Regions from separate parts of the Homo sapiens genome. Here all the other regions are linked to region 1. A link is a contact called in ENCODE Hi-C or POLR2A ChIA-PET data. All regions are on one chromosome and are shown on one strand. The core of a region is the stretch at or near the end of the contact, and the rest is flanking DNA. Distances in the headings are between cores, read along the strand shown.

The links. A loop is a pair of places that touch in the nucleus more often than their neighbours do. ChIA-PET counts read pairs that join two places held with the same protein, here RNA polymerase II (POLR2A). Pooled maps may share reads with other maps.
Region 2: a loop to region 1 is called in a pooled map, with 2.2 times the contacts of the local background. The contact joins the enhancer-like site here to the promoter of LTBP3 in region 1. A Hi-C loop is called at or near these places in 3 of 168 maps with a recorded cell type or tissue (K562, heart left ventricle and mammary epithelial cell), 1 of 37 single-sample maps with no recorded cell type and 15 of 50 pooled maps.
Region 3: a pooled map shows a loop between it and region 1 (2.5-fold over the local background). The contact joins the promoter of BANF1 here to the promoter of LTBP3 in region 1. A Hi-C loop is called at or near these places in 2 of 168 maps with a recorded cell type or tissue (PC-9 and heart left ventricle) and 9 of 50 pooled maps. POLR2A ChIA-PET finds 5 or more read pairs at or near these places in 3 of 52 experiments (CD4-positive, alpha-beta T cell, PC-9 and activated T-cell).

The regions. Positions count from the first base shown.
Region 1 is chr11:65,556,745-65,561,498 of GRCh38, forward strand. LTBP3 (latent transforming growth factor beta binding protein 3) reads right to left here and starts at 1,615. Exons shown (of 28, transcript NM_001130144.3): 1 at 885-1,615. The coding sequence starts at 1,215. RefSeq lists silencers at 1,444-1,683, 1,734-1,893 and an enhancer at 4,385-4,754.
Region 2 is chr11:65,817,126-65,822,046 of GRCh38, forward strand. The region is part of intron 3 of LOC124902693; the gene reads right to left. Among named protein-coding and RNA genes, the nearest start is that of SNX32, 14 kb to the right of the region's middle. RefSeq lists a silencer at 887-1,346. Within about 2 kb of position 1,251, at least 20 of the 41 ENCODE cell types and tissues checked have a DNase peak (open chromatin) inside an H3K27ac peak, as active enhancers do; they include mammary epithelial cell, where a contact is called at or near this core.
Region 3 is chr11:66,000,927-66,005,778 of GRCh38, forward strand. It overlaps BANF1 (barrier to autointegration nuclear assembly factor 1), which reads left to right and starts at 1,577. Exons shown (of 3, transcript NM_003860.4): 1 at 1,577-1,644; 2 at 2,309-2,447; 3 at 2,700-3,223. The coding sequence starts at 2,325. The coding sequence ends at 2,846. EIF1AD (eukaryotic translation initiation factor 1A domain containing) reads right to left here and starts at 1,231. Exons shown (of 6, transcript NM_001242481.2): 1 at 984-1,231. RefSeq lists enhancers at 929-1,298, 2,306-3,112 and a silencer at 1,599-1,938.

The DNA.
Region 1 (4,754 bases), core at 365-2,864:
GGAGAGTGAATATAGGAATGTGTAAGAGGGGCTGTTTTGCTGGTGCCATCCTGGGCCTGGCCTAATTACCCTGTCCAGGAGGGTAATTACTGCTGGGACACCTCCCCGAGCCTGGCCCACGGGGCCTAGCAGGAGGATGACTGAGCCCCAGGCCTGGCCCTTTAAAGAGAGATGCTGGGGAGGGGGTGGACTCCAAGCTGAACTGGGGAGGGTGTAGGGGCTTGGGGGAGGATGAGGGGGGCCCTGAGGGCCTCTGAGGCAGGATGTTAGGAGCTTATGGGGAGGCATTGGAAAAGGAGAGGCTGAGAACCCCGAACTAGTCCCTACCTTCAGGCCTGCACCCTACTTTTAGGCCTCAACACCCTCCCTACTCAGACCTTGCCAGTAGCCGGCTCCCATCCCCAGCCCTGACCTTAGCTCCTCCTCCCAGGGAATGCAGGTGTCTACTCTGGCAGGCCCTACTTTAGACATTTTGTAAAGACTTTTCTTGTTTCTTCCAGCAAGTCTGCTTCTTGCGGGAATATTTAGCCCTTCTCTGAGGCTTCCTGTCCCCGGCTCACATTCCTCAAAAACCCTGTGTGCTCCTGCTCAGAACTCAGCACCTTCTGGGAAGCCAGTGTCATCCAGGACCTCTGCATTTCCCCACCCCTTAGGCCCCAACCCTAACGCAAAGCTTCAAAGTCCAGGCCTCCATGCAGCCCTCCAACTCTGGCCCCCAGAGTTCCAGCCTCCCAAGTTCCCTGAGGCCCCTGGTCCCCCAGGCCCTCGGATCTCTGCCCTTTATACCCTCAGCCCCCAGTCTCTAAGGCCAAGACCCCACTAGCTCTCCCACCGGGCCTGGTGCCTGTCCTTCCCCTGCCCCCAGCCGTGCCCCCGGCCCTCACCCACGCGGAAGCCGGAGCCCGTGAGCGTGTCTGTGCTGTGGCCGTTCTCTCCGATGAGCGTCATGTTGGAGCCCTGCTGACAACTGTCCCGACACTGGCCCTTGAGACAGGTCCGCTTGCAGATCACCGGCGCAAAGACCACCTTGAAGCGCTCGCGGGCCAGCGCCCCGCCCCCGCCTGCGCCCCGCTCGCCGGCCGGCCCCCCCTCGACCCTGCCGCCCAGGCCCAGCAGCAGCAGCAGCAGCAGCAGCAGCAGCGCCAGCAGCCCCGCCGCCCCCGCCCCGCGCATCTCAGGGGCCAGGCCGCCAGCAGCCCCTCGGGGCCCGGGCATCCGGGGCCGCAGGACCCGGGGGAGGGGGGGCGCGCCCGGGCGGGGCGAGGGGCCCGCGCCCGAAGGGAGTAGAGGGCCGGGAGCCCCGGGAGAGGGTAGGGGGCAGCGAGGGAGGGCAGCGGGGGAAGCGGGCGGGAGGGGACCGCGGGGGCCCGGCGGGAGGCGCGGAGATGCAGACTGGACAGCGGGGAGCGCAGAAACTTCCCAGCCCCAGGACGAAGCCCAGACCAGGCCCCGAACTCAGGCAGGAGCGAGGAGGCCGGAGCAAGTTGAGGCGGAGAGGAGGAGCGAGGGAGAGGAAGGCCGGGCGGCCGGCCCGCTCCGCGCCTCCCCCTGGCCGGGCTCCTCTCCCGCGGCCGCGGGGAGGCAGGGAGCGCGCGGGGAGGGCTCAGGGAGAAGTGAGCAGTTGTTTTCCCTGGCTGGAGCGCGGCGCGGCGGCGGCGAGGGGGGCTGGGACGCTGGCCCCGGGCCAGGGACACAGTTTTTTTTTTTTTGTTGTTTAAAGCGTCGCCTCTGCCGCCTGGAGAAGCGAGGGTGTGCAGGCTGGCGGAGGCTGGGGGGTGGCGCGGGGACAGTCCCCACCCCAGATGCCCGCCCCCGCCGGAACCCGCGGCCGCGCTGGGCCCTTTCCAGAGGGCCCTCACCTGGGACCGTCTGGCCGGCCGCGGATTCCTCCGGGCGGGGCGGGGCGGGGAGGCCTGCGTAGAGCGAGATACCGAGGCTGAGGGAGAGAGGTGGCCCTGCCGGGTCACACTGACGATGGAGGCCGGGTGGAGCCGGAGCCCAGGCCTTCCAGCTCTTTCCCAGCCTCCCTTGCAAACGTGGGGGTCTCAGGGCCCCAAAGTAACTTCTCGTTAGTGCTGGTCCAATCCCCTCTGAGGAAAGGGCTAAAGGGTGGGGACAGCCTTTGGCCAGGGCTCACGGAGGTCCCAGGAGGAAGTCTGTGGGGTCCAGAAGAGGAGCAGAAAGAACAAAGCTAGAACCCAGCTTCCCTGCCAGCCCCCTCGGAATGGCTTCCTGGTGCCCACCCTGCCACCTCCCCCCTTTCCTTTCGTCTGGCCGTGCTGGCGGGGCTGGCTCTGGGCCTCAGACACTCTGGAATCGCCAAGGTCTGAGCTCAGGGCCTGGCCCCCTTCCCAGGCTAACAGCCGGGAGGACGGGGGCGCTGTCCGAGGGCCCAGGGGCTGGAGAGGGGCACAGCAGAGCCCCAGGGCAGGGGCTGGCAGCGGCTGGGGGTGGGGGTCTTCAGGTTGGCCATGGCTGGAGAGGAGCATAGTTCCAGACCAGGCTTGTCCGCTGGTCTGGAAGGAAAGGCTGCAACGTGCGGGGGCCCAGGCCTTACTGTGGGGCCTGCCAGGAGACCCCAGGGTTCCGTCTCTGACTCACAGAACTCAGCAGGAGGTGGGGACGGCTAGGGCACATCCAGGAAAAGCGCTGCCAAGTCAGGGCGGCACCAGACCCTCTCCCGGACAGCACCCGGGGCAGCAGTCTAATTGGGGAGAGGAGGTTCAGGGACTCACTTTCAGGCACACCTGTCCAAGGAACTCTGTTTTTACTTTGAGCGTAAGTTGATGTGGGTAGCTTTAGGGGGACGCTTAGTAAGTCCCCCTTACTAAGCGGTGCAGGGCTGGGAGGGACAATCACATGTCCCCAGGGATCCCTGCTGCCGGAATCCAGGATGGGGTGTGAGGGGCAAGCCCCTGCTTCTTGGGGCCCTGGTCCACACGGAGGCAGGGAATAATGCTAGGTGCCGACCACCTGCCAGGCACAGGGCTGAGCATTGTATACTCATTTTTTCCTAACACTCATCTGAACCTGTCCTGACTCTGCCTAGAGCTGGCTGTGGCTCACCATGGAGCACAGCACAGTCAAACAGTCCAGGGTTGGATTCTTACTGTCTCTAAGCCCCAGTTTCCTTGCTTGTGAGATGGGTATCTATTCACTCAACATCTATGTTCAACTACTGGTAATAAAAAACAAAAAATTAAAAAATAAATGTAAAAAATTCACTCAACAAACTGAGACTCCACCACATCCTAAGCTCTTGGCCACAAATAGAACCAGTCCTGCCTTCCTGGAGCTGCTGTACTAGGAGAGCTGGATATGTGCCAGATCAATTCACACAGAACTGTGGCTACAACAGAGGCTGGTACCGTGACAGAGAAGGGCAGGGAAGCAGGACAGGAGAGGGCTGGGACCTGGGAGACAAAGAGAGTCTTCCATCGGAAGCTGGAAGATGAGTAGGAGTGAGTCACACCTGTGGGCATCTGACCTCAGGGGAGGCTGCAGGGGGAGGCTATCCAGAGAACTGAGGGAAGGCCAGTGGAACAACAGGGTGTGGTGGAGAGGGAGAGCCGAAGGTGTAGTGGTGGTGGGAGGGGCCGGCCATGGTGAGGAATTTGCTTTTATTCTCATTGCAGTGGGACTGTGTCAGGGCAAGAGCGGGCACTCTGCCTTCATCCCAGGAGAGAGATCTCACTTGGCCCTGGGAGAGATGTATTTGGGAGGGGAGATGTAAAGACTGGGTGAAGTAGGGGTGCTGGAGAGGTAGGTGGCATGAATGGCCCCCAGATTCCTGGCCTGATCTCTGGATGGGCGAAGAAGAGGGGAGGCAGAGGAGCTGGAAACATGGGGCAGGGTCCACAGCTCTGTTCTGGTCCTGCTGAGTTTGAGATGCTTGTGAGTCATCCAAGTGGAGGTGCCCGAACCCGGGAGTCTGCAGCTCAGACAGGATGTCTGGCCTGGAGACAGAGGCTTGGGGTTATACAGGGGGCATCTACGACAGCGGGAAAGGGTGGGCTTACTATGGAGAGAAGAGAGCCCAGGGTGCCCAGGGAGATCACTGTTCCCGGGTCAGGGAGAGGAGGCGGAGTCAGGCAGGGAGAGGAGGCGGAGTCAGGCGAAAGACCAGAAAGAGCAGCTGGAGGGAGCAGAGAGGAAAACCAGGAGTGTGGTGGGGAAGAGCCAGGAGGACGGTGTGGCCCTCGGTGTCTAAAGCTGCTGCCAGTATGATGGGGGGATAACAGCCCTTCTTCAGGGGCTGATGAGGGGACTCAGTGAGAAGGATCAATGAAAGTGTCCAGCCCAGTAATGATGCCCAACTCAAATGATATCCAACCAAATTCCTTCAGCTCTCAGGGCCTCCGCAGGAAATAGCTGAAACCACTGGGGCTAGCAACAGAGGGACATCACTCCAGTGCACATTGCTCCACTGGCATAACCAGGGAGGGTGCCTGAGAGGTGTGGCCTGAAGCAGAGCAGCAGCCCCTGGCCCTCTGCAGTCTGCAGGGAGGGCGCTGGGGGAACAATTATCACCCTAATCTCTTCCTAGCCACGGGTCTCCAGCTGGGCCAACCGTGGGCTGAACCCAGAAGAAAGCCTGTGGGCTGAGGGGCCTGGGGGTACAGCAGGTGGAGCTTAGCTTTCCAGCTCAGCAGGGAGGTCAGGAATGCAGAAGGGGTCTGCAGGGCAAGCTGACAAAGCCCAACACACATGGTCTCTTTGGCCTGAACATCTTTTCTAACCTCATCACTACATGT
Region 2 (4,921 bases), core at 1-2,500, 260 kb after region 1:
TGAGGCCACATGGTTGCCCGCAGGACAGCTCTAAGACACCATTTAGTTGATTAAAGCAGATGTTCAAACTCTCCTCCAATCCCACCTATCTACTCACAATTTGCATCCCCCCAACCCCCATCAGTCTCCTTTTTTTAAAAAAAGAGATATGCTAGGCCAGGCATGGTGGCTCAGGCCTGTAATTCCAGCACTTTGGGAGGCTGAGGCAGGAGGATCACTTGAGACCAGGAGTTTGAGATCAGCCTGGGCAACATAGCAACACCCTGTCTCTAAAAAAAAAAAAAAAAATTAGCCAGTGATGCGTGCCTGTGGTCCCAGCTAGCTACTCGGGAGGCTGAGATGGGAGGATCGCTGGAGCCCAGGAGGATGAGGCTGCAGTGAGCTCTGATTGTACCACTGAACTCCAGCCTGGGCAACAGAGCCAGACCCTGTCTCCAAAAAAAGAAAAAAGATAAAGAGAAATGCTAGTGGTAAAAAAACGTAACTTAAAGCCTGTACATTCCCCGCAGGGGGGTGTTTATGGCCTTGTATCCAGCTGGCTCTTCCCAGATTCAAAAGCAATTATTCCAAAAGAATGCTTTATGGTTAAAATTAAACCACAGTCCAAAAGCTATTAGAACTGGACTTTGAACAAATGCCAAAGAGGACAGTTATGAACATCTTCTTGACAGAAAAAGAAAGAGACCCACCAGAAGGAAGAAATCTAAAACAAACAAAAAATTAAGTAAAATGTTGAAACCTGTTCAACCACCCTATTTCAGATAGAACGCACTTTTTAACCACATTAGGAAAGCGAAACTCGCCGTGGGTGGGGTGGAAACGCTGCCAGGTCATCCTGTCTAAAGAAACTCTGGTCGCGCCTACCTGAGGGACGTGCGGGCGCGGCTCGGCCCCCACGAGGCGCCCCGACACCGCGCCGGCCGCGCGGCTCCCGCAGGCACAGCGCCCGCCCCGGCGAGCACCAGTGCATCACCCCGGTGACGTGGGTCACCTGCCCTGATGCGTTATTCCGCCGCTTGATGAAGAAACCAGCATTTAGGAAAACACAGAGGCGCACATTAGCGTGCACGAAATCGCCCGAGGGAGCTGAGAGCTGGCGAGGTCACGAGTGCCGGGCTCCGGGCGGGGGGTGGGGCAGGGCGGCGGGGCAAGGCCGGGGCGGGAGCGGCGATCCGAGGCCGGGTCAGCAGCGCCCCCTCCTGGAACGCCGGGAGCGCCGCGCGCGCGGATGCCGCTCTCCTTCCAGCCTGGCGCGCCGCTGCCCCCTATCGGACAAACGCTTTGACCGTTGGCTAAAGCAAGTATCAGACGTCAGCCCCTCCAGGTGGCAAGCACGCCTGGCCAAGCCTCAGTTTCCACATCTCTCAAATGGGAGCGATGGCAACACTATCTACCCTTGCACACCTCAGAGGGTGACCAGGAGCAAATGAAGGAAGCACCGCTCTTTCTTCCTGGGCCGGCCTCGCTGCTTAGGCCCCAGCAAAATCCAGGTCGCCTCCCCGAGGTCATCTTTGTCCCCCGTGTCTGAACTGGGAGCACAGTTATAAAACCAGTCATGTTGTTCTGAGAGTGGCGTCTCTCTTCCAGTAGCTTCGATAACTCCACAAATGTATTTAACATAATTTTCAAAACATTTTTTCTTATAAGCATGTATCATAATTTAGTTTTCCGGCAATTATCCATTCACTGTCTAAATCCCCCACCACACTGTGAGTCCTGGGGATGCAGGGACCTCCCTGTCACTGTCATTGTTGTGTCTCCAGAATCTGCCTAGCACAGTGCCTCCCACACAGTAGGTGCTCAATAAATTGCTGTTGGAAAAATACATGGATGAAGCCTAGGAGCTGGAGGCTAGGCAGAAACAGAAAGGACAAAGTCAGATACGGGGGGAAATCCTATTTCCAGAATGGTATCTCAAGTGACTATTAAAAATGCGGCGCCGGGCGCGGTGGCTCACGCCTGTAATCCCAGCACTTTGGGAAGCCGAGGCGGGCGGATCACGAGGTCAGGAGATCGAGACCATCCTGGCTAACATGGTGAAACCCCGTCTCTACTAAAAATACAAAAAAAATTAGCCGGGCGTGGTGGCGGGCGCCTGTAGTCCCAGCTACTCGGGAGGCTGACTGCAGGAGAATGGTGTGAACCTGGGAGGCGGAGCTTGCAGTGAGCCGAGATCGCGCCCCTGGACTCCAGCCTGGGCTACAGAGCGAGACTCCGTCTCAAAAAAAATAAAAATATAAATATAAATAAATAAATAAATAAATAAATAAATAAATAAATAAATAAAAATTAAAATGAGGCCAAAGGCCGGGTGCAGTGGCTCATTCCTGTAATCCTAGCACTTTGGGAGGCCGAGGTAGGTGAATCACTTGAGGCCAGGAGTTCCAGACCAGTGGGGCCAACATGGTAAAACCCTGTCTCTACTAAAAATAGAAAAAAATTAACTGGGCGTGGTGGTGTGCACCTGTAATCCCAGCTACTGAGGAGACTGAGGCATAAGACTCTCTTAACCCTGGGAGGCAGAGGTTGCAGTGAGCCGAGATTGCACCACTGTCCTACCTGGTGACAGAGTGAGACTCTGTGTCAAAAAATAAAAATAAAAAAGGCCAGGCACAGTGACTCACGCCTGTAATACCAGCACTGGAGGAAGCCAAGGTAGGAGGATCACTTAGGCCCAGGAGTTCAAGACCAGCCTGGGCAACAAGATGAAACCACGGCTCTGCAAAAAATACAAAAATTAGCCAGGCACTGTGGCGTATGTCTATAGTTTCAGCTATTTGGGAGGCTGAGGTGGGAGGATTGCTTGAGCCCAGCAGGTGGAAGCCGCAGGGAACCATGATCACACCACCGCATTCCAGCCTGAGCAACAGAGTGAGATCCTGTCTCTAAATAATAATAATAATTAATAAAATAAAATAAAATAAAAATGAAAGGCCAGGCACAGTGGTGAGTGCCTATAATCCCAGCTACTCAGGAGACTGAGGTTGGAGGATCACTTGAGCCCAGGTGTTCTAATCCAGCTTGGGCAATGTAGGGAGACACCATCTCTATTTTAAAAAGAAAAGAAAGAAAAGGTGGGGATGATGAAAAAGGTTTTTAAATAGAAAGCGGTGGTGGTTGCACAACATTGTGAATGCACCAAATGCCACTGAATTGTAGGCTATAAAATGATTAATTATATGTTATATGCATTTCACCTCAATAAAAAAAATGAAAGGGCAGAATTGTAATATAATCATTATGATCATTCCTGCTTTAGACACTGCAAATACTTGATGAAGTCAACATAAAGAGAATAACTTTTATAGAGTGTTCTACAGTTGACATAAATGTTTTCATATAAATGATTTCATTTGTCCCTCCCAACAAGCCCATTAATTTGCAGACGAGGAAAACAGGATTGCAGATCAGTGGCTTCCTTCCAACAGGTAGGGCACACTCCCCCTCGGGGGCTCTGCCCTTGAGGCTCCCCGCTATGAAAAGACTTCCTCCAAACCACAGCTTCCCCCTCCCCTCTTGCTGGGCTCTGCTTCAAGGGTCACCAGAAGGGCCTTCCTCAAAGAGCGGCCCTCCTCCCCATCGTCATTCTCTCTCCCTTACCCTGCTTGAGTTTTTCTTTAAAATTCTTAGGACATATTATATTGACATTATTTCTTTTTGTCTCCTTCCACAACAATGTAAGCACCAAGAGAACAGTGCTATTTGTCAGTTTTGTTCTCTGTTATAATCCTGACATCTGGAATGGTACCTGACAAATAATAGGTGCTTAATAAATATTGTTAAATGAATGCATTTGTTAAAGGAATAATAACTTTACCATGAACTTGGCCAGATCTTTTGAGGATCCAAGGCTTTTTAGGTCACACCACAAAAACAAAATTACAATATGATGGAGATAAAATACCAGTTGTGAGAGGCCTGTAACAAAGCGCTACCCAGTTCACTGATTATTACCTGCGTGTGCTCCACTTATCCCCCAGGGAGGCACCTGTCTGTTGTATCCCTGGCTCCCAGCATGGTGCTGGACACCTAGTATTAGGCACTGATCTGCATCAGTAAGAAACAATGGATTCTGAGCAACACAAACAAGAACAGAACTGGCTACAGTGCACATCCCGGTCCCACCCTAAGTGTGCATATGGCAGGGAACGGGGAGTCTCTGAGGACCAGAGGAAGGAGGACACGCAGGACAGGGGCCAGAGTCCAGGGAGCAGCAGAGCATGGCCTTCTGAGCCCCACGTGATTTGTGTAGAAATAGCTCCCGAGACCAAGCTGATCTGCCATGTAAACCTCGCACGATTACTTCCTGTTCCCAGGGGAGAACTTGCAGGGCTAGCCTCTCGTGAGTGGGGTCAGCATGGTCTGACAGGATGGATGACCCCTGTGCTATGGACAGTGAGCCTCTGAGGGGCAGGGGCCACTCCATAATACTGTCCAGTGGCCTCTGAGAAATTCCTGGCCAGCACTGGCCGCCTTCCTCCAGTTCCTGAGCCAGGCAGCCAGGTGTGATGGAAAGTTGTCAGGTGTAACTCAAAGAACATAGATTAAGAGTCTAGAGGCCGAGCGCAGTGGCTCACACCTGTAACCCCAGCACTTTGGGAGGCCAAGGCAGGTGGATCACCTGAGGTCAGGAGTTTGAGACAAGCCTGGACAACATGGTGAAACCCCATCTCTACTAAAAATACAAAAATTAGCCGGGCATGGTGGCAGACACCTGTATTCCCAGCTACTTGGGAGGCTGAGGCAGGAGAATTGCTTGAACCCGGGAGGTGGAGGTTGCAGTGAGCTGAGATCAAGCCACTGCATTCCAGCCTGGGTGACAGAGCGAGACTCTGGCTAAAAAAAAAAAAAAAAAAAAAGCAAGAAAAGAAAAGAAAAAGAGTCGACTCCTGCACTTTGCTGGCAGCTCTGCTTCCTGCAC
Region 3 (4,852 bases), core at 327-2,826, 440 kb after region 1:
GTATGTAGCCCCCAGTCACGTTTCTCACGCTTACTTGATCTATTATGACTTTTTCACGTAGACCCCTTAGAGTTGTAAGCCCTTAAAAGGGCTAGGAATTTCTTTTTCGGGGAGCTCGGCTCTTAAGACACGAGTCTGCCGACGCTCCCGGCCGAATAAAAAAACCTCTTCCTTCTTTAATCTGGTGTCTGAGGAGTTCTGTCTGCGACTCGTCCTGCTACAACAGAATGGGACAATACAATGCATGTCATGTAAAAGTAACTCCGGCCGGGCGCGGTGGCTCACGCCTGTAATCCCAGCACTTTGGGAGGCCGAGGTGGGCGGATCACGATGTCAGGAGATCGAGACCATCCTGGCTAATACGGTGAAACCCTCTCTCTACAAAAATACAAAAAATTAGCCGGGCGTGATGACGAGCGCCTGTAGTCCCAGCTACCCGGGAGGCTGAGGCAGGAGAATGGCGTGAACCCGGGAGGCGGAGCTTGCAGTGAGCCGAGATCGCGCCACTGCACTCCAGCCTGGGCGACAGAGCAAGACTCCGTCTCAAAAAAAAAAAAAAAAAAAAAGTAACTCCTATAATCTTAAGTACTAGTGTAATATAAAACTATACGCATGCTCCAGAGAAGTCATCCTGGCAACCTCTCTGGAAGGAGTTTGAAATAAACCGTATCTTTCTCAACACGCTTGTACACCCCAAGTCTAGCATAGTCACACAACAGAGAAGTTCAGTCTGGCAACACACTACAGCCGGAGACAAACTAGGTGGCCACCGTGATGGTTCAAGCCAGGAACTAGTTAATTAAAGGTTGAGGTGAGCAGGCTTGTCTGCGACATTTGCATATTTCTGACTTGCGTACTTAGAAGACGAAGGCCAGTACCCTTAAGACTGATGGTTTCCGAAAGAAACACTGTCGTCTCTAGTTGCTGTCCTCCTTCCTCCTCCCTGTCTATCCCGGAGAAAAGACCCTCAGAGAAACACCCACACTTAGTCTCTGGCCCTCGGCTCCCAGGAACGCTGCCGGAGCAACACCGCCGTCTAGGCTGGACGCTGAGAGAGGATCGTCCACGACTCACTTCAAGGCTGAACCAAGAAAACACAGTAAAGGAACTTGCCGGCGGCCGCGACGGTAGCGTCAGTTAGAAATCAGGTCTCCAGTGTTCCCAGTTCCCACCAGTCCAACTGCGAGGAGTGCGACGTGAGTCTGAGTCTGATCCCTCCGAAAACCGTACTTCCGGCGCTGTCTCGGAGGCCTCCCGTCCCCTCCCTTGTCCGTCTTCTAACTCTTCCCCACGCCAGGTCCGTCAAGCCTAAGTCCTTGAGTTCCGGGTCCGGGCAGCAGAGAAAGGAAGTCCTCTCCCTGGAGGCCTATCTCCCTCAGAACTGCGCGAGAAGCGAGACCTTAGAAGGCAGGGCTTCCCGCGAAGGACCGGAAAGGAGCGCCTACTAAGGACGCCGTCGAGGTCCGGGGCGCCTCAACTCTATAGCTCTAACTGGCTAGAAGTGCCCAACGTGGAATGTTTCTTTTTTAAAGGCGGCTCTTGAAGCGACCCGGAAGCGGAAGTGGAAGAAAGTTCTAGTGGCTTGAGGTATCCGCAGGAGCGGCCGGGTGGCGGGAGGAACCGTTACGGGAACTGAAGTTGCGGGTGAGCGCCAGCCGCGGAGCAGGGCCCTGATTGGAGGCCAGAGGGGTTGCGGGGAGAAGGGGAGGAGAGGGGTCGCAGGCGCTGTGGCGGGCCCTGGGGGAGAGCTTGGCCGCGCTGCGGGGAGGGGGCGGGGTGCAGCGCGTGGGAGCCGGGCCGCGGGAAGGGGCGGGCCGCAGCGGCGCGCGGTGGGGGCGGAGCTGGGGCGCGGCGTGAACCCCGCGGGCGGGGAGCGGGTGTGCGCAGCGCTAGGTGTGCGCTTCGCCCTGTAGGTAGAGAGACCCTTTGGTTAGCTTTCCACGCCAAGTGGCCGTTCCAGGCAGGCAGTGTCGTCTTGGTTCAGCCAAGGTCACAGAGGGAGTGATAGCTTCCGCGCAGCCCTGGCTACGGACTCTGGGCATCTTTCCACTGCCCCGCTTGCGCCACCTGTTAGGCAGGATCGTTTTTCCTCTGGGGCAAGATCAAAATCCAGGTCCTGCAGGAAGAAACTCCTCTTAAAAATAGTAGGGAAGAGTCTCCCTGGAACTGTTTTCTCCTTTCAGGATGAGGGGGATCGAGCAAGCCACTGTAACCCCTGGCTTGGCTTCCTCTTACTATGAGATTGCTCGTGGGCCCTTAGAAGTTCCAGGTCTTCAGCCCTAATCTGCCTTTTTTTTGGGATTCCTAGATTAAGCCTGATCAAGATGACAACCTCCCAAAAGCACCGAGACTTCGTGGCAGAGCCCATGGGGGAGAAGCCAGTGGGGAGCCTGGCTGGGATTGGTGAAGTCCTGGGCAAGAAGCTGGAGGAAAGGGGTTTTGACAAGGTGTGGGGTGGCTGCGTGTACCTAGTGCAAGCGGGGGGTGGAAGGGAAGTGATTCCATCTGCTGGGGGATGGACAGTAAGGTATAATCTGAAGAGGCTGCCAGAGCCTGGGCACCTGGTGGAGAGGAGAGGGGGGCAAAACCCGCGCTGCTTCCTGGGCTTGTGTGCTCTGAATGGCACAGGAATGGCTGTCTTGCTCTTATCTCTCACTGAGCACTGAGCAGCACGCTCCTTCCTTTTCCCTGTTTTGCAGGCCTATGTTGTCCTTGGCCAGTTTCTGGTGCTAAAGAAAGATGAAGACCTCTTCCGGGAATGGCTGAAAGACACTTGTGGCGCCAACGCCAAGCAGTCCCGGGACTGCTTCGGATGCCTTCGAGAGTGGTGCGACGCCTTCTTGTGATGCTCTCTGGGAAGCTCTCAATCCCCAGCCCTCATCCAGAGTTTGCAGCCGAGTAGGGACTCCTCCCCTGTCCTCTACGAAGGAAAAGATTGCTATTGTCGTACTCACCTCCGACGTACTCCGGGGTCTTTTGGGAGTTTTCTCCCCTAACCATTTCAACTTTTTTTTGGATTCTCGCTCTTGCATGCCTCCCCCGTCCTTTTTCCCTTGCCAGTTCCCTGGTGACAGTTACCAGCTTTCCTGAATGGATTCCCGGCCCCATCCCTCACCCCCACCCTCACTTTCAATCCGTTTGATACCATTTGGCTCCTTTTTTGGCAGAACAGTCACTGTCCTTGTAAAGTTTTTTAGATCAATAAAGTCAGTGGCTTTCATGACTGGGCTTTGTGCACTGAAAAGCAAGTGGGCTGGGAGTTGCCTCTCCTTCAGGGACTGACCATGTTTCCCTCACTCCTTATCAGTAGAGACCGAAACTGGCAGCTTCCCTTCCACTCCCAGAGGGCAGCCACCCTAGCCATGTAGGCCTCAGGCAGGTGACTTTTGTCTCAATCCCCGAGTGATGTGGGAGAGGGTGTGGGTGGATCTTTTCCTGGGAGCCAGATGGACTGTGCTCCAGATGTCAGTTAAGTCAACAGCTGGGCTAGGCAGCACCTGGTGGAAAAGTCAGTGGGAGTCAGAGGTACCAGACAGGGTGGGCCGGATGTGGGTGAGAGTTCACCTGCCAGTCATCATCTGCTCTCCCGGCCTCTGTAAGGGTGGGCAGGGTGCTTGCCATCTTCCATGATCTCTTAGGGAGGAGAAGGAGCACAGGCATCACAGCTGGAAGGATGTGAGGGGAGTACACCTCAGTACATTTTAGTCCTGTTCTTTTTGTTTACTTTTTAACTTAATAGGGACAGGGCCCTGCTCTGTTGCCCATGCTGGCCTTAAGCGATCCTTAAGCCTCCCAAAGCGCTGTGACTATAGGTGTGAGCCACCATACCCGGCCAGCCCTATTATTTCTTGAACACTTAGTATGAACCAGGCTTGAAGCTAAAATCTTTGCAAACATTTTTTTCTTTCACAGTAATAAATATTTTCTCCTTTACAGGTGAGGAAATTTGAGGCTCAGAGAGGCTAATTTGCCCATGGACTTGCTCCTGGGAAGTAGCCAGACTGGAACTCAAACTAGCTTGGAAACCCAGGGACCCGGCCATGTGTTCCTTGGTCATGTGGCTTAGCCTCTCTGAGCCTCAGTTTCTCCACTTGGAAAATGAGGTGGTTGTAGGGAAAGGATATTTGCAGCAGTATAAACAACAAAGGACTATTTCCATAGCACATACAGAATTGCAATCAAGAAAAAAGCGGACTGGCTGGGCGCAATGGCTCACGTTTGTAATCCCAGCACTTTCAGAGGCCGAGGTGGGTGGATCACCTGAGGTCAGGAGTTCAAGACCAGCCTGGCCAACATGGTGAGACCCCATCTCTACCAAAAATACAAAAATTAGCCGGGTGTGGTGGTGCACGCCTATAATCCCAGCTACTCAGGAGACTAAGGCAGGAGAATCGAACTTGGGAGGCAGAGGTTGCAGTGAGCCGAGATCACGGCCATTGCACTCCAGCCAGGGTGACCAGAATGAAACTTTGTCTCAAAAAAAAAAAAAAACAACAGAAAAATGGGTAAAAGATCTAAGACGGCCACAGAAGAGGGTTCCCTCCCAGTAAATAAGCACAGGAAAGGTGCTCCATATTGCTAGTAATAAGACATCACATGCCATTAACACCCACCTGACTGGCAAACACTTTTAAGTTGGACAATACCAAGTATTGATGAGATAATGAAGCAACAGGAACTGATACCTAGCTGGTGGGAGTATAAATTGGTCTAAACAATTTGGGAAGACAGTTGGGTGTTATTTAGTAAAACTGACACGCCCTGTGACCAAGCAGTTCCACTCTCAGGACTGTGCCTTGAAGAAAGTCCCGAACACCTGCAGCAGGACCTAGATGAGTTTGCAGCTGCATTG